Linked DNA regions of Homo sapiens: regions 2 and 3 are each linked to region 1. Evidence: chromatin loops called from intact Hi-C (ENCODE). Cell type or tissue: endothelial cell of umbilical vein. All regions are shown on one strand.

Evidence for each region. Peaks named below come from ENCODE experiments on the same cell type or tissue, not always from the same donor. Only the 100,000 strongest peaks of a DNase experiment are listed, where the experiment ranks them.
Region 2: a loop joins it to region 1, with 8 times the contacts of the local background. A loop is called at or near these places in 29 of 110 quality-filtered maps.
Region 3: a loop joins it to region 1, with 3 times the contacts of the local background. A loop is called at or near these places in 3 of 110 quality-filtered maps.

What each region holds. Positions count from the first base shown.
Region 1 is chr3:29,691,289-29,699,288 of GRCh38, forward strand. The region is part of intron 4 of RBMS3 (RNA binding motif single stranded interacting protein 3); the gene reads left to right. Among named protein-coding and RNA genes, the nearest start is that of RBMS3-AS2, 52 kb to the left of the region's middle. In endothelial cell of umbilical vein, no CTCF peak of the experiment used is centred here; DNase peaks (open chromatin) are centred at 2,823, 3,713 and 4,423; H3K27ac peaks cover 3,000 bases.
Region 2 is chr3:29,277,740-29,285,739 of GRCh38, forward strand. RBMS3 (RNA binding motif single stranded interacting protein 3) reads left to right here and starts at 3,332. Exons shown (of 15, transcript NM_001003793.3): 1 at 3,332-4,017. The coding sequence starts at 3,943. It overlaps RBMS3-AS3 (RBMS3 antisense RNA 3), which reads right to left and starts at 3,200. Exons shown (of 3, transcript NR_109804.1): 1 at 2,992-3,200. RefSeq lists an enhancer at 2,187-2,236. In endothelial cell of umbilical vein, a CTCF peak has its summit at 3,140 (motif pointing right); DNase peaks (open chromatin) are centred at 3,122, 3,972, 4,862, 5,452 and 2 weaker places; H3K4me3 peaks cover 3,866 bases; H3K27ac peaks cover 5,474 bases.
Region 3 is chr3:29,331,098-29,339,097 of GRCh38, forward strand. The region is part of intron 1 of RBMS3 (RNA binding motif single stranded interacting protein 3); the gene reads left to right. Among named protein-coding and RNA genes, the nearest start is that of RBMS3, 54 kb to the left of the region's middle. In endothelial cell of umbilical vein, no CTCF peak of the experiment used is centred here; DNase peaks (open chromatin) are centred at 1,164 and 4,514; H3K4me3 peaks cover 625 bases; H3K27ac peaks cover 3,014 bases.

The DNA of each region.
Region 1 (8,000 bases):
GTCAAGAAGAAAATTGACTAAATAATTATGGGTTCTGTACCTTCTCCCAGAATACTTACCCTTGACCTGAGGAATAACTTTCCTTCATGGTAAGATTGACCCAAAATATGGCTTGAAATGAACTTTCTCTGCTCTAGTATTAAGAAATAATAGCACACACTCTTGGTACTTCTCTTTTCATGACTTGTTCGTGGGTTTCTGTCAACATCAATAAAGTGGTTCTTTGTAATAGCCAATCATTTGTTTAATGCATGCCTCATTTCTACTCATCTTAGAAAGAAAAGTCAAGAAGTCCCACAGAAATGCCCCAAAGGAAAAAATAAAATAAAACAAAATGGCTTAATTCATGACACTTGTGATTTATTGAGTCTTCTTTCATCTGTCATGTAAGATGTACAAGCACCAGGTTCAATTTTTATTTTTGGTTGGTTTCTCTGACAGAGACTCATAATTCTGCCCTAGAGTTAAATCTTATGGAAAAAAACACTGAAAATAAATAGCACGTTTCTTCCTCTAGATGCCATCTTTTCTCTGTCACATAACAATGCGGATTTGCTCCCAATAGTTTATGTGCATAGCTTTCAAATCTAACACTGGTAGCAATCAAACAAGTTAAGTATAAATCTTATTTATGTGTGACCCTTCTCTCTCTCTCTCTCTATTTTTTTTTTTTTTTTTTGAGATGGAGTATCCCTCTGTCGCCCAGGCTGGAGTGCAATGGCACAATCTCAGCTCACTGCAACCTCTGCCTCCTGGGATCTCGGCTCACTGCAACCTTTGCCTCCTGGATTCAAGCAATTCTCCTGCCTCAGCCTCCCAAGTAGCTGGGATTACAGATGCCTGCCACTATGCCAAGCTAACTTTTGTATTTTTAGTAGAGATGGGGTTTCACCATGTTGGTCAGTGTGGTCTCAAACTCCTAACCTCAGGTGATCCACCTGCCTTGGCCTCCCAAAGTGCTAGGATTACAGGTGTGAGCCACCGCGCCCGACCTCTATATTTTTTAAATGCCTCATGTTTCCATTTTAACTTGATCTTGCATATATAACCATTTAACCAAGCTTGCTAAGACTTAAAGAGGTATAATTTTAGCTTGTCAATATTCATTGTTTTGAGCCCTGTTTATAATGAAGTATAACAATAAGCATTATTATGCTTTAGTGAGTTGAACTTGAATATGCTTGAGTGACCTGACTTGCTCACATTAAAAACGGAACAACAGAACCGTAGAAAAAGTGGAGTAATCTCAAGATTTTCTTGTAAACGTTACATTAAGAGACTTTATTTGACAACCTAATCAAAAAACTGACCATGTGTTTTCCTCTTCCCATCATTTTCTCAGATTCCCTTTCTATCATTTTCTCTCCCATCATTTATCCTCATGATCCATAGCGATTGCAAAGCACATCGCAAATGTGAATAGCTATATTGTTCCTGCATGATAGTAATGAGTATACTGCTACCTCCAAAGGGGCTGAAAGTTAAGATAGGTCTTTTACAAAGCAGGAAACATAACCTTAAGCATAATTATAAATTATATATATAATCATGCTCTCTTTTCTTTAGGATAAGTGATTAGTGTTCAAGTTTAGTGCTTATATTTGCTTTAAAAATGTACATTGTGCTCATTTATGTTTTGGTACGGACAGATCCTTTATATGACCACTGTGCTAAATATTTTTTTAAATCACTGACTAGACATCCTGATTTATGTGTCTAGATTTATATTTCCAGAAACATACACTGTAACTTATTCTGTTTAATGGCTAAGACACTTCTGCATAATTTACATTGAGACTAAAGTGGTTTTTTACTGAGATACTTTTCTCTATGACAAACCAACATTATGATATCTGATAGAAATACAACACTCTTCTTTACATTTTTTCCCCAAATTTTAGAATGAATTAAAGACAAATACCCATCAGAAAACATTCCTTGAAAATGCATAATTGTGATGTGTGATGCTGTACAGAGCAAATTCAGACTAATACATAGACCTCAAATTCATGACTATAATTTTCTCTGGATAGTTAGAAAGATATTTTAAGGTGTTTCATGCCTGAGGAATAATGTCATTATTGAATGCATATACATACATGGATGCCTCTGAGGATGTCCTATATCTAATAAACAGCCCAAGTCATGGGCAAATATATATCTTATAAACAGGGGGATGGGAAAAGCATGCCAATTTATTTCTATTGAGCTAAAATTTAGGGTCCACATTTATTTATTGACTATGATCTTGGGTAAATGACTGAGTTTTCTTGTGTCTCAGTTTACTTATTTGTAAAATAAATCATGTTACTTCAAAAGATTATTGCAAAGATTAACTACTATTAGCATATAAGAAAGCTTAACATACTTTATTCATACAGTCATTCTTCAGTTTCATAAATGTGCCCTTCTCGGTAGAGAAATGGGTAACATCAGTGAACTAGGTTGAGACCGAAGCTGTACATAATGATAATTTCAATGATTTGATCAATAATTTCAGATTGATTTTTGTTCATCCTAAGACAAAACTTTGAATTCTCTATCTTTTCTGTTTGTCCCCTCTTAGCTAGGTTGGAAATACTACTCTTGTTTTGTTCTTTAAAGGCAAATAGTAAAATGTTTATCCATTATTTTTCAAACACTGATTACTGTAGACAGTGTCAACATGATCAGTGTTTGAGTTTTAAAGCAATAGTTGAATCAAGTTGCTTCACAGTGGTTTCTTCAAAATACCACAAAATGACAGGAACACTTACGCAGTGAACACTTGGATTTGCTTCTTGATCCTTGGTATTTGAAACATGTATGGAATGCATCCTCTGTGTCAGCCAAGACAGCCTCTGGAGAGTGAGGCAGGTTTGTGTGTTGAGGGAAGGGGGTGTGCAAGGGGGTGGCCATGGCTACATTAGTTGCCTCTGCTTCTGATATCTGTTTTTCATTACATTTTGATAGATTATGTCATCTTTTTGTCACATACATTTTCACCCAAGTCTGGAACTATATTTCTCTTTCATTTCCAACTTACATCCTCAAAATCATTCATGGAAGCCTTTGTCTATATAACAAATTTCTCTACTATTTTGAGGGAACATGTCCTATTGTAGAAAGATAAACCTTTTACAATTGTTCGTCATAAGAGGAAATCTGCTTTAAAAATATTTCATAGGGCTGTCTTACTCTTATTCCTAAAAAAAGTTATTACTGTAGAACTAGTTAGCAAGAGTTACTCTGTTCTGGGTTACTTGGGATTCACTGTTAGCAAAGACTAACAATTAGTTTGTATATCCGTATATGGATGTAGGTGGTCACAGTAATTTCCTGCTTGATTTTTTTTGAATTCCAATTAATATAGGAAGTTTCTGAATTTCTAGGTATTTCAGGATTTGCATATACTTAGAGTTCAATTATGTTTTAAACACATTATCTGTGCAAGTGACTGTCCTAAATGTTGTGGCTAAAGAGGAGGAAGCATAAAAAAATAAAAAAAATTAAAAACTGTTCTTACCCATCTCCCACCCCAGCCCCAAATTTTAAAATCTAGCAAAGTAAAAAGCTGCATGCAAATTTTTTTTTAAAAAAAAAATACAAGGCAGATTGTTTTATATTCATGTAACAATTGTCAGGCACAGGAGCCTAAGCAGACACATTCCTGGTGTGGTTATTCATAACTTAGCTAAGCAATGTCTGCTATTTATCACTGCACTTATAGGCTGGTGAGAGTCTCTCATTGCCCACTGCTGAGTCACTCACCTTTTCATTTTGAAAGCAAGTTTGGCCATTTTTTTTAAACAACACTTTTGCTCAAATAACATGAAAAATTCCAAGTCCCTTTGGAGTTTTACTCTTACTACTACTGTAGCAGTTTGTTCATATTAGGATCTCGCAGACTATCTAGAAGCAATGAATTATTATCTAGTCTTGCAAAGATCTAGTATAAGAAAGGATAAATAAAACTAACAAATTTTAAAATGGTATGAATTCAGGTTTTGTGACTTTTTCCTTATTAATAAAAAAGGATTAGTGATACTAATGCTACTGGATTTGTAGAAAGGTTAAATGTAAGAATATGGACAATTGGTTGGAGACATGGTAGGCATTCCACAAATGTAAGCTCACTGCGAACTTCTTAGAACTCTGTGTAGAGTATGTATTCCTATGTTTGTTGAGGAGGGGCATTTTAGTTAATATATAGATCCTACTTTTAATTATTATTTTCACTCTTTAAATGTTAGTTCTTCACTTCTAGAGTTGTTATTCTGTTGGCTTCTCATTTTTTCCCCTTTTTTTCTTCCAAGTGCAAAATTTTAAGTGAAATCTCAGGCAGCCCTCATTTAACAATTTCATGTGAAAAAATAACCATTGTGAACTCTCAGAGTAGTAATTACAGGAAGTTATGAAACTTTGCTAACTTTTACTAACAGATAAAGCATTTTCTTTTGATTGTTAGGAAATCGTGTGTGGACAGCACGGGAGAACACACTCTGCCTGTACACATTGCCAACTCTTGCTTCATTGAGTTTCACAAACAATCCCAAGCTTAATTTTAGCCAAAAATGTAAACCAGTTCCCACAGTAAAAGTTGTGCTAATTTCCAAGTTGATTTTTATTTCTTTTTCATTCCTCTGTTGTTTGAACTGGTCAAATTGAGCAGTGAGATGGCCAAGGGACAAAGGGTAAGGCCAGGGGGGTCACTAAACCAAGACCAGGCTCTAGGATTTCAATGTTTCTTTCTTCTTTCTTGCCGTCAGTAAAGATCCCCTAGGCATTGACATTTTAAAAACTCTCCATGTCTTCTGTTAACTCCCTTAGGATCCTGATCTCTGTAACAAAGATGGATGGTGACACTTAATTATGGACACTCACAGGCATCCAATTCAAGCAATCCTGGCTTCCAAGCCCAGATCTGCCCCTTACTAGCAGTGTGACTTCACGTGAGTTAGGCTCTCAGTTTTTTTCATCTTTAAAATGGGGATTATATTTCCTGATTATAGTAGCTGATTATAATACAGATTATGGTGCCAATCTCAGAGGTAAGATAAATGCACTTAGCATACAACATAGAACACAGTAAGTGCTGAATAAATGGTACCTGCCATTATTATTGCAAGCTAATTAAAAACGATCATTTGTACTAAATTATGTTTTATTCAAGGAAGGTAATGTCATTCCTCACCAATTAATCATTTGTTGATGAAAGGCCCTTGAGTAGCAATGTCACACACTGTATGAGAACTGGAAAGGATAGATCTTTTGTTACATCAGCCACCCTGTCTCATAGATGACTGCTGGCTCCTCTTTTCTGCACGAAGGCCAGAACATGAAAAGTTAGATATTTATAAAATTGCTCAATTCATAATATTTGAGAGTTGATGATAATTTCTGTTTTAGCTCTTGCTCCCCAAGGAGCAGATGCTTCTGGGGAGGTTCAGGAGCACGTGAAGAAACAACACTGATAGATGGCGATCGGGACAAGAGCACCTTATTAATTCAGCTACCACTGTGGGTGACTGCAGGTCAATACCCTAGGGCAACTCCAAGAGCCAGTGTAGGGTACACATCTTAGAGTCATCATACACAAGGGGTGAGGGAGCTAGGTTATTTATACACCAACCCCTGATTGACTAGTAAAATGTCTCCCCTGGTCGTTTGGGTTTTTTTTAATTTTTAATTTTTGTAGGTACCCCTAGTAGTTGTGATTTCTCCAAAACTTCTAACTTGCTACAAAGGAGGACAACAGAGATTATCCAGCCAGAGAAGTTCTTACATAAAGAAATGCAGGGCCTGTGTGCTCAGCATGGTAAGGACAAGGTAATATAAACAGGCACAAAAAGCATTTGTTTTTATTTCTTATACAGTAATATGGATCTAAGTTTGGGAAAATTTTAATGGAATCTTCCTGAACATATATTCTTAATGATACAATTGGTTTATATTAAAATTTGCTATTGAAACAAATGTAGTTTTGGTAAAGAAAAGCTATCATATACCTATGGAATTTTAGACAACTTCCTCCAAACCATTAATCTTTGCACACTTGCTTCTTAATGAGCCCATTTGCACAATCCTATTTATCATTTTACTTACATGCTTGTCCATCTCTCTGAAACGTTGGGGGAACATGACCAGAACTTCACCCGGTTTACTTTTCTTTCCATTGTTTAATCCACCTATCTGAGCTACCTTGTTTACCAATGTTACCCATGAACTGACAGGAGTTTATTTTAATCTAATATTCTGCTTTTCAAAGGAAGAAACTTATTACAGTTTGAATGTATCTTGTCCAAAATGCCTGGGACCAGAAGTGTTTCAGATGTTGAATTTCTTTGGATTTTTGAATATTTGCATATATGCAATGAGATATTCTGGGTATGGGACCCATGTCTAAACACAGAGTTTGTTTATGTTTCATATATACCTTATATACATAATCTGAAGGTAATTTTATACACTATTTGAAAGTAATTTTGGGCATGAAACAAAGTTGCGACTGTTTTTTCTGCGACCCACCACATAAGATCAGATGTGGAATTTTGCAGTTGTGCATCATTTTAGCGCTCAAAAAATTTCTGATTTTGGAGCATTGTGGATTTCAGATTTTTTATTTAGAGTTGCCTAATCTGTATACAAAAACTTTAAGTACTCTCCTGCCTGATATGCTTAGTAGTGCATTCATCTGCAGATTCTACCAACTTCTGTCCTTTTGTTATACTGCTGATAATCATTATTCCTCTGACATATTCCACGTGCACCTGTCTTAACAACTAAGGGGGAAAAGCAACACAAAAATCTTCATACTTGGTGCTTCATTTTATGTGAGCTCCCTGAAGGGACAGGCTTGTGGCTGTGCCTACATTCCAGTGAAATTAATGCTCCTTCTTCAGACTACTGTTATTCTATTTATAGCCACAGGACTTCAATTTTATAAGAGTCCAGAAAGTTCTGAGTAATGCACAGAATTCTACATACACAGCAAATGCAGCCATGGCAAAATGTAGTCCCTGGTGAGGGAGGCAAACAGAGAATCAACAATCCTTTGCTTTTATTGGAATAATAAAACCGGAGCAGTTTGTGTCTGAATGTGCTGTAAACCAGATTTTTTTTTTCATGTAAATTCTATAGCCAGGATATCACAGACATTGCCATGAAAGTGGTAAATGGAGAAATACAGTCTTTGGAGGAATCTTGACTTCTCAGCACTCTTTGTTTATTCATTTAAATGTGCCTATTTTTATGGATGGTGGGTCAAGATGGCGGATTCAATGAAATAGTATTTCATAACAAAATGAGCATGAAGAGAATTTGGGCATGTCTACCAAAACACGAAGGACAAGTGAGTACAATCATATATTGTTACCATCTCCCAAGTCTTCTCATTTGCTTTTTTTAAAGTATTGAAAATTCTGGAAAGACTCTGTGTGGACTATGCTATTCTTAATGTTTATTAAGGAGAGGACACTTTACATAATTTATAGAGCTTATTTTTAATTATTGTTTTGACCCATTGGATGTAATTACACATTTTTTGTTGTACGAAAAATTTATATAATTAATACTACCATATTAAAGACTATTATAAAATATTTATCACCATTTATTAGACTAATGGTAGCATACTATTCACTTTTATTCACCCAGCTTTCTTCACATAACAACATATCTTGGTGCTCCTTTATAATAACAAATGTAAACATTTTCGACAAATACATAAAGTTCCATTTTGTGAATACTTCACAGTTTAATAAACCATTTCCCAATTGATAGGCAATTGGCTTTGTTATGAAATACTATCCTAGTGAAGAGGCTTAAACATACACAAAAAATCTTTCAATAAGTACCTTCTTGAAAGAAGGTTTCAAATGTAGAGCTATTTTCATTTTTTTGAGATGAAGTACCACTCTGTTGCCCAAGCTGGAGTGCAGTGTCACAATCTCAGCTCACTGCAACTCCGCTTTCCAGGTTCAAGCAATTCTCCTGCCTCGGTCTCCGAAGTAGCTGGGACT
Region 2 (8,000 bases), 410 kb before region 1:
CCCACAGGTGGTAAACCTACTTTGCATTACTTAAGAAAAGCTTTGAAGGTGCAATGAGGGTTTTTAAGCTAATGACAATTTATGCCTAAAACATTACAATAATCCAACGAAATCAAATAGCATTTTAAAAAGTAACAATTTTATGTAGAAATTGCTGATAGCATCAACACATGCTGGGAACTTTACAGATAATGGGTTATATCAGTTTTGGCTGAGGAGTCATTTGGCCTTTCATTTGTAAATAAGACAGTATTCTTTTCCCTTTAAGGAGTATCTAGACCATGTATTAATGAAAGAGTATTTATATCCTTTGTCCATGGTGGCAGAATTAGCCAAAGCAATCTTGGATTTTGTTCTTACAAGATAGAACTTGGAGGAGCATTAATAGGTTGTTTAAATGACAGCATTCTATAGTTGAAGATGACTAGATGTAGAATCTGAATATTTGGATAAAGTCCTTGCTGTACTGTTAACTATCAATTAATTAGCTTTCCATATCAGTTCTTTACTAAGGTTTATATGATCTGGCCCAAGGGTACCTCCCTAACCCCATTTTATGGTCTTTCCTCACTTGCTTCATTTCAGCCTCTGTGCCGGATCTTGCACATTCCAAAGACACAGTCCCACTGCAGGCCGTTCTGTACTTACTGTTCCCTGTGACTGGGATGTTTTTCCCCCATGTGCAGGCTGGCATTTGTTAAGCAGATCCAACATGGTACAAGGTGTTTTAAAAGCTTCATGTGTTTATCTGGGTTGGTTTTCTAAATAACTGTATGAAGTGAATAGTGATATTTGATGGATGAAGAAACTGAGGGAGATGAATGAAGAAGGGGCAGGATTGGAACCCAGGCAGTCTGGATGGGATCCAAGGCATTAACACGAAGTATTCTCACAGTGCACAATACCCAGAGAATGGTTCACACCCTTGCTTTGACCTTAGGAAAGCATTTTCCAAGGCTCTTCCTTGGAGAGCATTTTCCTATCTTGTTTAAAGTAGAATCTCTGTGACTTTGTTTCTCTTTACTCTGTTTCATATTTCCTTACAGCGCTTTGTATTTCCTGACATTATACTGCATATTTACTTCTTTATCCCTTTGTTTGTCCCCCCTTCCCCACTAAATATAAACTCGATGAAAGAAGGACCTTGTTCTGATTCATGTGCCTCTATATCCTGCACCCAGGTCAATTCTTGACCTGTAACAGGGACTGAAATGTACTGAAAGAGGGATGTAAGTCAGGTTGAAAAATTATTAATTATGTCTAACATTTTATTCTTCAGACATTTACTGAACACCCATTTTGTGCTCAACTCTATGCAAGTTTTTGGAAATATAAAGGCAAGTGAGAACAATGTGACCTCCTGCCCCCCTAGAGTTTAGAACATCATGGAAGAAACAAACAATAAGCAGGCAAATACATGTAGAATAAGCCTTCTATGAGGGCAAATATAAAGTGCAGCAGAGAAGGAAGGGTTTAGAGAAAGCTACTGTGAGGAGGTGATATCCATACTGAGACCTGAAGGACAGGCTGAAGGGTAAAAGAGGTGGAGATGGACTTGGGAGAGCACTCCAGGAAGAGGGAATGACAGAAGCCTCTGAGAGCATGTTCCTGTCCTGAAAGTAGCTCAGAGTGACTCCGGTATAGGATGTGAGGGGCAGAGTTGAAAGTCCGAGACTAGAGTAGAAAGCCAGGGCCAGACAGCTCGTCAAGTGTCCTGAAACCTATTCCAAAGAGTCAGGACTTTATTGTTTGAGAAACGTGACACCACTGGAGGATTTTTAAATCAGTGTCATTTTTAGTGTCTGATTCAGTGTACTGCCTTCAGCCAGGAGAGTTGGCAGTATTTCTATTTTATAGATGGGACAACTGAGGCCCCAAATAATACATTTAAGAGATAGGTGGGGTTGATTTAATATTCTCAATCACCATGTTGTCAGGGCCTCCTAACTCTTACCCTCTCACCCTCCATCCTTCCTTCCTTCTGATTGTTATTCTTGTCAAAAGTAAAACATAAAACTATTTACCTGCCATCCTTATTTTTATCCAAGGAACACGTATGCACTCACACAGCTTCCAGAAACCAGTTCCCCTCGGTGGAAGCCAGTTGCTTTAGGGGTGGTGCGGCTTGTATGTGGATGGACACCATGTGTGCACTGAGCCCAAATTCTCTGTTCTTCTTGACTAGGAAGCTGGATTTGTACCAGGGACCTTTTATCTAAATAGGAGACTCTGGGCTCAGGAGAACAGAGCCGACTTGACAAAGTAGAAAAGAGCTCAGTATTGGTCTGCCCACGCTTTGGGCATGCGTGAGCACTCGCAGCAAAACACAGCTGGCACATCTAATTTTAGCCTCGCCCGCCTTGAAAAGGGACCCTTTAAGGAAATATATTTTATCTGAAACAATTTGTATTATAATGTAGCAGCTGATAGACATGACAGAATATTATCATTGGTGGGAAAAAACTCTGCCAAGCAATTATGATTTTTGTTCTTTTTTTTTTAGATGATATCAGTAAAGTGATTAAAGCATCAATGCAACAAAATAATCATAAAGAGAGAGACAATGGGAGAAACAGATTTTATCTGTAAAATATCTGACGAACCTAAGGGGTCACTTCCTTTGATTTTTTTTTTTTTTTTTTTTACAAAATGGATGTATTTTAAAAAAGTTATTATTTTTGATATGTTCAGTTGATCAGTCCAATCTGATGACATGTGGCATTAATAGTAGTCCTGGAGTAGACCCTAAAATTTCTTCAATACTTAACATCCACCAAGTTTTCCAGGTAGTAAAAGGTTAGTTTCTCAATCAGCTCTTGGATGCGTCTGGCTCTAGCGTGTTAACAGATTTTGAAAGCATCCGGGACTTACTTTTTTCCCCTTTAACCAGCAAGGTTAGTTCCCCTGCCTTTATTTCTTTTCCTTTCTCCTCCTTCCTTCTTTCGTCCTCTCTTCCCTCTCTTCTGTGTTTTGTTTAGCAGTGTGGCTTACCTTGGAACTTGGCAAAAAGAGGAACAAAAAGCAGCTCTTGTGTGGGGTAGATGGAGGAGGGATAAGAAATAATCCACCGCCCGCATTTGAGTTCTTCAGGTTCAGTTCCAGCGGCAGCAGCGTTGCTGCAAAAATCGCTTGCTATTCGAGATAGCCAGCAGAGGGAATCGGAACTTTGCTTGCAGCAGGGGTTGAAGCAGCCTTTTTTTTTTTTTTTCTTGGAGGAAATACTGCAGCCTTCTGGACTGCGTACGCTGCTCCCTGGAGAGGCTCTCTCGGTTCCACCCACCGGCTGGAAGGAGGGGAAGTGAATGAAAGGACAGGACAAGCCCCGAACACCATGTCACTCTGGGAGGGAGACAGCAGCAACTAAGCTGTACAAGGTTTTTTTTTTTTTTTTTTCTTCCTTTTTTTCTTTTTTTTTTTCTTTTTCCCCTTTCTTTTTCTTTCTTTCTTTCTTTTTCTTTCTTTCTTTCTCTTTCTCTCTCTCTTTTTTCTTTTTCTTTAAGGTGGGGAAAGAGACAACCAAGAGACAGGAAGCTGATCTGCAAGGATTCGGAGTTGTGCTAAAAGGACTTTGATTTTTTTCCCCCTTTACGAACGCTGGCAATTGACATCACTACAGACAGCCTGGTTAGAGAACAAACTGCCTCATCCCAAGTGGACCCCGGCAGCTGGGGGAAGCCAGGCAAGATCTGGGAAGGCTGTGTGTGGGTGTTTTTTCTACAGATCTCACTCCTCGCCCTTTTTTTTTTTCCTTTGGTGTGTGTTTTTTGTTTTGTTTTGTTTTTTAAAAAAATTCTTGCTGTGTTGGAACTAGCGAGTGGTGGAGTCTCTGAAGCCTCATCAGTCACCGGGACTGTCAGGAATAGTGGTTTAAGAGGAAGCTCGGCCTGGGGCACTATACCCTGTCATCCAGTTCCCTGCCTCGGAGATAAAGATTCCAGCTACATGGGCAAACGCCTGGATCAGCCACAAATGTACCCCCAGTACACTTACTACTATCCTCATTATCTCCAAACCAAGGTATGGCTTGACCCACGGTCTGGCGATCAGCGTGGTATCGTTCTGCACTTGGGATGGGAAACAGACAGGCGTGTGAATTATTAGTTAACCCCCACCCCCATCACTTCTTCCTGCTTCTTTGAAATTAGTGACATACCAATGGAGTTAATGAGGCAGAGGAAGACATAAGAAGAAAGCAGCAAACCCGGAATTGTAGCTTTCTCTTTAAGGAGAGATAATAGTTTCACTTGAGTTCAGTTTCTTTGTTGTTATTTGGCAGCATAAATGGTCCTGATATCAGGAACGTCTTTTGCAGATGGGCACGGTTTTTAGAAAGCAGATCACAACAGTGATTACCAGGCACAAGAATATAATTTCAGGGGCTTTTCTGGTGAGCTGTTCTTTGATTGTGGCTCTAAAAGGGTTTTTCCCACTGGATAGGACGTGCAACGGTGGGGGTAACTCAAACTTTTAATCGCAGGGTATAGAATGAAAGAAGGGTGTGAGAAGGTATAGGGCTCCTACCAGAGTCTCTGAGAGTTTATTTTTATTTTTAATTTGCCTTGCCTATTTTATTTTATGTTGAGGATGATCAGCATGCTACAGACTGCTTTACAATAGATGTTCTTTACTTTTAGAAGATCTATTTTTCTGTGTAGCTGCCATGAGGAGGCCTGAGTCTTGAAAAGGAATGAAATGTAACTGATCATAATTGGACTTGAATTGGTTAAATACTTTAGGCTTTATGTGTGTGTGTCAAATGACCATTAGGGGCCCAGAGGCAAGCCCACGTAAGTAAGCAGTGGGCAGTACCTACCCTGAACTTTATCCTGCAGTTAAGACATGAAAGACTCTCAGGTGTGAAATCACTGCTCCGATTTGTCAATTAAATTGGACTTGATTAGGGGGAAAACATGTTAGCGGAGTGACCACCTCGAGTGTACGGGTGATATTATTTTGTATTGCATTAGCATTAGCCAGACTCCACCGTCTCCTTAATAAATAAATATGCCGAGAGTGAACAAGGCGTGCCTGAATGATCTATGCTGTCACCAGGACTCGGTGATGTGATTAGGGTTAGGTAATTCATGCTGTAGTTATCTGTCATTTATTTTGTCTCGTCCAGCAACGCCTATTTGTAAACCAGACTGGGAAGCAGACTTTCAGTATTATACAAAAGATTATTGCTTTGTTTTTTTCTTTTTCAATTGCTTTGTAATCCACCCTGCCCCTCCAAGGTCGACTCACACTGCTATTTGCCTTTGTGAGCATTTAGTTTGTGCTGCTGATGCTTAAATAGACTAGCCCTCCTGCTCGGTGCCTTAAGTTTTAACTCTTTGGGGGTGTTAGGTTGAGAATGCTGCCTGCCATTCCTCAAGGAAATGGCAGAGCAAGGACAAGTTAAAAGGGGAAAATTTACAGTCATTTCTCATGCCTCAACAAAACAAAAACAATAAACTCAAAGGTTGCATGAAAAATATCAGACATTCCATCCCTTTTACTCATTTGGCTACATTTTTCCAAGTGTTTCAAAAATTACACTTTGTTTCGGGTCCTTGTTTTCTACTATGGTATATATTCAGAAAAGAAACTTTAGATTGAAATGAATAACATAATTGTTTTTCTGTTTGAGACTTCTTTTAACCTATTACTAACAGGAAATAGTGAATGTTATGCACATTTTTTCAAAGACACAGGCTGCTGGATGAGCTATACTAGTAGAAAGTGTGTGCGAGAGAGAGAAAGATGGGGGGTAAAGAGAGAGAGTGGAGTAGTGAGGGAAAAGAGAGGAGCCTGAAAAATAGGGAGATTGTAGATATCTGTTTTGGAGTTCTATGTAGTTTAGTGTTGTATAGACAGGCGGCATCTGGATCTTGTTACTCTCAAGCTAGCCAACACCTTGAACTTCTGGAACATTTTTAAAGAAGTTAGATCCATTAGGCGTCCTATGTTGATATTTGGATAATCAGATCAGGATAGTAGGGAATATAAGATCAGCTATTTTGCCTATCATGGTAGTTCACATTGATTATTATGTTGTAAAATGTTGACAATGCTTTGAAGTTGTCCTGTATTGTTATGGTGGCTCTGAAATGACAGACATTAATAGCATTCCTGGAAGCTGAAGATGAGAAAATGTGCCCTGTTTTGAAACTTGCATAGAGAGGAAATGAGATGAAGAGTCAATGTGCAATCATATTTTAAAATGTGGGTACTGGGGATTTTCTGACAGGGTTAATACTATACAATGAAGTACCATCATGTTTCAGTGTAACAGGAAAACAACTGGGTTATTTCCACATCACTTTTTGTTCCTTCTACACTTATACCTCAAAATATAATTTATAATCATTTTAAATGAAGTACATGCTGCTTATATTTATTTGGTAAGCCTGGGTGGAATTCATAAAATCCACTCTTTGTAGCCTTGGCTTGGAGTTATAATCCAATTTGAAATTCATAGCTATTTAAAATGATGCTGATATGTCAATAATACTTATGTTTGATGAAAATAGAGTCTACGGTAGGTAAAAATCGTATTCTGGTGATAACATATCTTAAATTTTTCTCTAAATTGAGGTAGGTTTTCTTCCTGCCAATCCACAAGGGCTATTTACTATCATTAGTTTTTTGGGGAAAATCTTCATGGGATTTTAAAGGATTGAAATGTTTATTACTACATTATTTCAGAAAATGCACACATGCTGAACTCTCTTTTTCTACTTGTGTAATGATAAATACCTTTGCTATTTTTTAATGATAAAACAAAATGAAAATGAGATTTAAGAAATAAATGCAGATGTTTCCATTCCCTGGAATACATAGTAAAGTTTTAGAAGAACTTGCGACACTTCCCTGCCTTCTCTGCTCCTATTATTTTCCATTGCATTGGAATGAATCTCTCAACTTTGTTTCTTTAAAAGTAAATGTTTATGCTCCTTCAAATAATTTTTCAAATCCTTAAAATGTTATATATTAGAAAAATATACATGTAAGTTAAGATGAAAACCCAGTGGCTGACTCATATCTATAATGTGTAACAATGTTGTCATCCTGTGCTCCCTCTTTCACACCTCACGTCTTTAAAAAGTTGTCATTTGTCAATTTTCTTTTTGATGAATTTTTCTTTTTTTTTTTTTTTTTTTTTACCAAAAGAAGCAATTTCAAGGAGGAACATTACTTCGCTTAAGGAATAATGAAGAAATCTTAGTGATATGTTGTAATATTTAAATAAGAAACAACCGGATGAAAAAATAGTTTATCAAGGCAAATTTGCTGTTTGGAAGGGACACCCAGAATAATCAGCAAGTTTTAGAGAAAAAGGGCTCAAAAAATAGTTCATTAGCTTAATGACAAAATACAAAATGTTTGATTAGTTGTAATCCAACATTTTTTAAGTATTTTATCACCCTTTCCAAAAAAAAAACAACCTGTTGCTGTTGACTTATGAGATCCCAGCTGAATTTCATTCTGAATTTTTGAGGTACTTGCCGGGGTGGGGTGGGGGTGGGGGTGGTGGTGGGGAGTAGGTGGGGGTGGATGGGGGGTTCTTGAAAAAAAATTAGTCAAGCTAGGTAAGCTAAAAAGAAGAAAACCTGGTTACAGCCCGGTGAATTGATTTTTTTCCAGCCGAGAAATAGATATTTCTCTCACATATATTTGGAAAACTTTAGTCATCTTCATAAAACTTAAAAAGTTACCTAAGCACACACAGCAAGTTTCTCCTTTCTTCCTTTTCCACACCCTTACCAGTTCACTATGTTTCTACCAATCCAGTGCCCAGTTGCCAATGATGTTGCTCTCACATGAATTTACTGCATTCCCTTCTGGTTCCCCAGAAGGTCTTGAAGAAAGAGGTTCAGACTAGTGGACCCAAACAGAATTTCTTGGCTGGTGATACTCAGATTGTGTTCAGAGCCTGGTATGAAGAAGGGGCCAGGTGTAAGAAGTAGTTAATCAACTGCACGTTGATTTCAGGCTGAATATTCAACCATCTGCAGCCA
Region 3 (8,000 bases), 360 kb before region 1:
AATTGATTATGCTGATGGGATAAGCCTGTCCTCTCCCATTTTCAACCAGTCTGTGCGCTGCCTGGTGTTGGCACTCTTACCCATATCTCTCTGAATACCTTTTTACTATTTCTGCACTCCCTTCATCTGCTTCTGGGTGTTTGACTTGTGCAGGCTAGCACTAGTGACTTTCTTCAGAGGACTGCCTTAGGACAGCTGGAGACCTGAGGTACCTGGGAGTTCCACGTCCTCCCTGGTGTTTATGAGAGCCCAGCTCCCTTTCCTTAAGTTAAGACGAACTCCAATATGTAACTTACAGCCTGTAGTTTCCCAGTAGGACCAAACTAAAGCTATCCTTTGTTGAATTTCACTTGAAAAAGTACTCTTGCTTGCCTTATTTCCCTTCTCTGTCTTGTTTCCCCATGATTTCCTTCCCAATTATCCGGGGAGCACTTCTTTAATAAATTTTACCCACAAATCCTCATCTCAGACCTTGCTTCCAGGAAACCAGACTTGAGACATCATTCCTTTTTCTGTGATCCATGTAGAATGTTATAGTCAGACTTCTCAGCCTCGCGTGGCTGACCAGATTTCTATGACTGTTTTTCTCTCATGGTACACACATTTGATTCTGTCCATGGAAATCACAAGGTTTTTTTCCAGATTCACAGGGGCTTGTCCATAATGGTGATTTGAGTTTTCTGAAATAACAAAACTTACTCAAACCCAGGATAGCTCCTTTTTTTTTTTTTTTTTTTTTTTTTCCGTTTGCTTTTCTCAAGTGCAACATCTCTCCTGTGCTGTTTCTGAAACTGGCTTGTTCATCTATTAGAGCACAGGCCACATACTATGTCCAATTATAGAATTTGTCTCTCAAACTGGACTGTGAACTCTTTGGGGGAGTATCTGGTCATCAGAATCCCTGACAAGCAACTCACATGGTGTCTTCCACTCCACAGCTCCTCCGTAGTTGGTTGCTGCCTTCTACTGATGAAAGGACTCAAGTATACCTAGGTTTGTGATAACAGTCTTTGTGACTGCTTCATTTTGATTAGCCTCTTCTGTTTCAGTTTATTCAGCCCAGCTCTGAAAACACTGACTGATTTATCTCTTTTAAATTTAATACATTTTCTATCCCCAATCCAGTGAATATCGGAATATCAGGATAATCAAGAACAAATGGCAAGTTAGGAAGTGATGCATTTGGAGACAAAACAACAAGAAACAGTCATGAACATTCTCTTGCCTCCTTTTGTTTTTTTTCCTAAGGTCTTTATTCACAAATGAAATGTTATTGTTTTTTCAGTTCTCTCTCTCTTGCTCTCACTCTGTGTCATCCTCAAATATGTTAGAAATATTAACTGAGAAACATGCTTTATCTAAGAAATGAGTATCTTTTCAAGAATGAATGCTGACCTGAATATAATGTGGAATTACCCTGGGCACCAAAGACAGCTTGCCTGGGCATGATTGTTCCGGAAGCTATTACTGAAATTTGGAACAGCACCCTCAATGTGGTGTCAATGCCTCCTTCAGTTCTGAAGTTTTGAAATAAATACTCGAAACATCCAGTTATACACCCTCTTTCCAAGAGTGTTTGCACATATTTGGTGCTCCTCAAGTTTTTCAAATTAATGTTGATGAAATAAAAGAGTGATCAGATGAATCTGGCACTATATTTCTTGCAAGGACAAGAAGCTATTTTTCAGAATCTTGCCCCAAATATATAATTGATAACATTGGAAAATAAATAAGGAAATTTTACTTCTGTTGCATGTTCCTCCAATCATTAGTAGACTGACTTTGAAATGAGAATTCAAAGTATAATTAAATAATGGCATTATTCTGGGATGACTTCATACCATTGTTGTAGACTAGCATATGATTTTACTAGTTATTATTTTCTCAGCTAGTCTATTAAATATAGAAAAATTTCAGTAACAGAAAATATTGAAAAATTTTAGAAACAGGAAAATCTAACCTTTTACCTAGTAACCATGTACTTTTTTTCATTAGGATTCCTCTTAAATTTGTATATGTGTGTATATAATCTGTATGTATAGTAATATTTGCATATGTTACTTTTATATCAGAGAGAAATTAAGGGAAAAGGTTCTGGCAAACTCTAAAACTATATTTAGTCCATCTTTGAATCAATTGTGTATTTCTTTCATGGCATAATCCTACCTGGTAGATTATTTCCTTTATTCCCAGAGGTGAACTAGTCAGTGATCATTTGCATCCAGTGCCCTCTCAAGGGTTTATGCCCAATTAGAAAGCAGTAGCACTATAATGTAGCATCAGCACGTATAACATTCAGTGCTGAGACGGTGGCTTAACAATTCATGGGGCTTGATAAAAAGTATAATTTAAAAAAAATTCCACTGCATTAACCCATTCTTCTTTAACTCTAAGACCAGACTGAGGGAAAAGTAAAACAGAACAAAACTGCTTTCAACCTACAGGGCAGTTTAAATTTTAAATTTATAGTGAAGCTACAATTAAGGTGATTTAGTATAGTCCCTATTCTCAGTTAACAACTTCCCTTTGGAACTAGGGTGGGTAAGTCTTGAAATATTCAATAAAGAGCGATCCATGTGACTAAGTTGAGTCGCTGTGTCTCCGTTGCAGCAGTGCAATGAAGCCTCCATCTGGAATGAATTCAGCATCTTTAACAAGTAAGAACAGGGATGCAAAGTTGTCTTTGTTTTCTTAGTAGGATTAGGCTATGATTTTTGATATGACAGACAGTTCTTTATAGGATACCCTGAAAATCCTATTTAGTATTTGTTTATGCAAAGAAATTTCTTGTTCAGTGGAGCAAGAGTCAAGAAAATATAGTAAGACAGAATGGTTAAGTGCTCAGTACTTCCATAATTAGAGAGATCTAGACTTGCTTGTATCTAGCGTTATGACCATAGGCAAAGCTGTACAATTCATACAATTTCTATGTTTTATTTTCCACATCTGTACAGCGGGACTATACTAGAGAGTTGATGTGAGAGTGAAAATTTAAAAATTATGTCTAAAGGGCTTATTAGCTTAGTACCCAACAACTAGCAAATGTTTCTTAAAAATGGTGCCTGTGAACAATAACAGTAAAGTCATAGTTGTTGCATTAGCCTTTTGCTTTTATTATACATCATTACTATTTAAGCTTTTCACAGTTCCGTTTGCAATACACATATAACTTAGTCCTGTAAGTTCATTCCAAGATTGAGAGTTAAGATGTCTTTACAAATATGAAAAAAATGAAGAGGTTAGTTTGCTTAAATTACTTGCTATTCCTAATTTTGATCAAGTGTTTTCTTAATATTTTGCATTATTTAGTAGCTAATTTTTCCCATCCTAAAAGTATGTTTGTAAATACTCTCGTGTCTCTATATTTTTAAGAAACAGTGTTCTGTTTTTATATTAAGCTTAATAGTTTAATTTTTTTTTGCAGCTGTGAGGCAGCAGATGATAAATCAAAAACTAATATTTTCAACTATCTCAAAAGATAAAAGTCTGACACACTAAATATGGACTAAATGAGGCTTATGGATGATTTATTCTAATTAGATATAAGGTAAATAAATGCTCCTGCAGTTGTGAATTTTATTAAAGTCAGGACATGTCGTTGTTCAGGCTTTCCTGCATTGCGCTTTAAAGAATCATTTGAAAATATTTTGGGTCTGCTGTTGCTGAGACAATATGGCTTGGCAGTGTATTGGTAACTTAATAAGCTCACCACATTTGTCATGCAGAAACTGTTCTTTATATGCAAAGCTGTCAGACAGATTGAGTGTATAATTCTTCTTCGCATGAAATAATATGATAAAACTCCAGTATCAAATTGAATGCTGTACTAGCGTTTGGAATCTTTCATGCATAGGTTGGAATTGTTTTACAATGGAAGCATTGTTTGATGACAAATACTCTTTTTGTAACATTCATCAGTTATGTTTTAATAGCAGGCATTTTCCTCCTGACTATAGGTCTGCCTTTTTTGCTGTTAACATACTGGAAAATGAAGCCTGCTTCTCAGTTATGTTTGACATTTTTTTTTTAATGGTTAACTGCTACAATTAGACTGCACTGTCAGTGTTGTAGATGTTTTTGTTCTTCCTACAAAAGACTATCCTATTGGATTTTGCCAGTTTTATGATAGAGCAAACATTATTTACTCCTTCCTGGTTTTGATTCAATCTCCAATGATAATGCGTACTGATACAATATTTTAAGTCTCACTTCATCACAGAAGAGAATTGCCTGGTATGTGCCCATATAATGCCTGTTGGTGCAAGCAGTGAGATAATAAATTAGCAGAAATTATGCATATAGTCCACGTGGCACATTCTAGAAGGTTAAGCATTTATTTTGGTCCGTGGCAGATATGCTCAAAGAACTCCCCTGCCATGTCAATTTCAAGGGTCTAAAAGGGAAAGAAATTGCTACAAATACATACACAGCAAATGTGCTTAAAGCAGCTCTTTGCCAAGCAAGTTCCTGTTACAGAGTGGCCTGGTGCCAAAGCTCTTCTAAGCACTCTACTGCTACTTAATGTATTTGGTATGTGGGAGAAACTCGTAACTCTGGGACTGCCCAGTGTACGGCGTCTGTCACGTCTGAAGTGTGAGCATTCCAAAGGCTCACAGCCACCCAGCTCAGAACTCAGCGGGGAAGACAGGAACAGGGGTCAGCCTGAATAGAAAGAGACTAAAAGATACATTTGTGAAATTTGTGAAGATATCTTTTTCTCTCTTCCCTCCTTCCTTTTTCCTCCCTTCCTCTTAATTCCTCACTTCCTGCCTCCCTCCCTCTTTTTCATTTTGTTTTTTATTCTGTTTTGTTTTTGAGGGGTACTCTGTTCTAAATGTATTCAAATGATTATAAAATATTCATGGCAATTCTTAGGACTGGGCCTGGCGTACCTTAATTTTTCAACTGATCAGCCTTTCCGGTTTTTCTTAACAAAGGAAAACCAGATCTTTTGCATCCCATAACTTCGTAGCAAAGCCTCCATCTGGAATGAATTCGGCATCTTTAACAAATATGTGTTCTCTATTCAAAAACTATCTAAAAATAGTTCTCAAACAAGTAAGAAAAAATATTTTGACATTTTCTTCATGTTTTGGGTGGTAAGCACAGTTTGAAACAGGCTTTCTGTTAATTTTCATAGGCTTAGGAGTGGATGTACTTTTGTGTGCATGTACAACATATTTTGCTCAAGGATGCTTTCTGATCCAAACTATACCATGGCAGTTGTGTTTTTTTGCAAGGCACAATTCTTAACATGAGTCAGCTTTTCCATCAAACTCAATTACAAGTATTCAAAGTAAAATGCTCAATCAAGATCTACTGACACATGCCAATATTGATTTTGCTTACGTAATTTTAGATGAAAAAAAAAACCATAATCAACCTGTGAGACGGTGTTTGTGGCCTCAACCCCAAAGATACTGATGGCAATGACTTTATTGCGGAACGAAAGGATTACTTTATAGGAAAGCTGGGCCCCTGTAAGAACAGTATCACTTCCTATAATTTATTAATCAGCTACCATGTCTTAGGCATCATGAAATGAAATATACATATGTGAATATTCTTATACAGAGATATATCTTGTCATTTAATCCTAAAAAGATATTATTAGTCATTCTATAATGAAAAAACTGAAGCTTGCAAAGTTGAGCAAATTGTCAAAGGTAAATTGGTTAAACATTCCAACCCAGGCCTGACACTGCCTGCTTTGCCATCATGTTTTCCTTTTGGAAAGACAAAAAAGACAATATGTTGATTTTTGGGGGTCAAATTCATATTTAAACAATTACAAATAAAATTAAGTCAAATTCCATGTACCTTCTCCTATTTCCTAGACTTCTAATACTCTTTGGTCTTTTAAAGTATACAGTTTTAGCAAATCTGAAACGGTTTTTTAAAATGCTCTAATTATAATTTCATTGTAACATGCTTAAAATTCTAAAATTAACTCTAGAGTATTTATATACATATAATATGGTTAATTATTCTTAACCCCCACAGCTTATCCCTTTTGTTATTTTTTAAAGATGATTTCACTTTAAAGTTGGTGCTCATTTATGGAAATATTTGTAAACTAATGAATACATTGCTATCACTGGAGTAATTTCTAGCACCCAACATAATGTCCTTGGGATATTTGATACAAAATGTTAAAAAATTATCCCTATTGATCAAAATTATTTTTCTATATGTTACCATATAGGTACTAAAATAGTACCTATATGGCCCTAGTAATCTGTAAGATTTAGGAATATATGGCTGGATGCAGTGGCTCAAGCCTATAATCCCAGCACTTTGGGATCCAGGGGTGGGAGGATTGCTTGAGGCCAGGAGTTGGCGACTAGCCTAGACAACATAATGAGACCCCATCTCTACAAAAAATTAAAAAATTAGCTGGTCATGGTGGCATGAGCCTTTTAGTTCTAGCTACTTGGGTGGCTGAGGCTGAGGCAAGAGGATTGCTTGAGACCAGGAGGTTGAGGGAACTGTGGGCTATGATCATGCTGCTGCAACCCAGGCTGGGTGACAGAGTGAGAACCTGTGTCTAATTTTAAAAAAAGACTCAGGAATAGGAATACACTAGGGAAGGTTATGTTTTAGATGTTCTAATGTGATATGAAGCTGCACAGAATCAAAGACTAATGTAATAATACAACCATCTGATAAAGCACAAATAAAAAACAACCTTACAATACTACTTGTCTCTACAAACACTGTGTTTCCAGTAAAACAGTTAGGGGACATGTTTGATAAGCCTGATCTTTCTAAATTACATTTGTGGTGCAAAATGATTTCTGGTAATTATAATTTAGGAAAAAGCAGGTCACTTGGAAAACAACTCTGTTGACTACCTTATAACCTTGGCTAGAATGGTATAAATGGAAGGGACTCATCTATTTTGACCTCTCCATTTTTGAGATGGGAAAATTGAGGCTCAACAGTATCAAGTGACAGAAAGCCTCAAGACCTAAGGCCAGTTAAAGATGTAGGGATCTGGGAACAAAATATGCATGCCATGATCTGTGCTGTTTCTTCTGTGTTGTGATTGGGTCTCTTTAAGCTTTTTTTAAAAACGAAGCTCCACATCTATTTTGTCTTTGATTTGCATTCATTTTCATATGCCAGTTATAAAGTATCAATTCTAGCATCTTAAATATCACAAATGAGGCTTAGAATGTATTTAATACTTCATCTATGAGTTATATAAAAGCAAATAAAATGTGTCATAATTTACAGATTGGTGTCAACTGAAGCACAAAAAAAGAGTAATTGGTTTGCCTTCAGCCCAACAATATGGTCTTTGTAAACTACAGAATAGAATCTCTCCTGTAAAGGTTTAGAATAGTAGTTCTCAAAGTGTGGTCCCTGGACAAGAAGTTTTAGCTCCATCTGGGAACTTGTAAGAAATGCAAATTCTCAGATTTCTGCTCAGACTTACTGAATCAGAAACACAGTGGGTGGAGTCCAGCAATCTGTATGTGAAAAGCTCTTCAGATAATTTTGATAAATGCTAATGTGTGAGTTACTGGTCTACTGGTCTAGATTATGCTGTCTAGGATTTCTCCTCTCCTCTCCTCCTCCTCTCCTCTCCTCTCCTCCTCCTCTCCTCTCCTCTCCTCTCTTCTCCCTTCCTTCCTCATCCTTATTCCATAAATAATTTGTTATTATTATTATTATATAAATAATTTATTACTTTTGCATGAGTAATGTCTCTTAAGAACCACCGTATCAGCTATTACTCCAGACTTCTGATACGGTTTAGAACAAATTTTGTCACCATGTTATGGTTGAGTGGAACAGCATCATCAATTTTGATATGATTCTTGGCAGGTGTTTTCCTTGCTAATTTCAAATGATTGCTTCACCTGTTAGTCTCTGCCACTCTTGCTACTAATTGTCATCTTTGCTAGCAGACCTCACTCAGAGGTCAGCCACTGTAAGCCAGGAGACTCCAGGATCCTCTAACTCTTGTTGGCCTCTCACCCCCACCTGTGGTA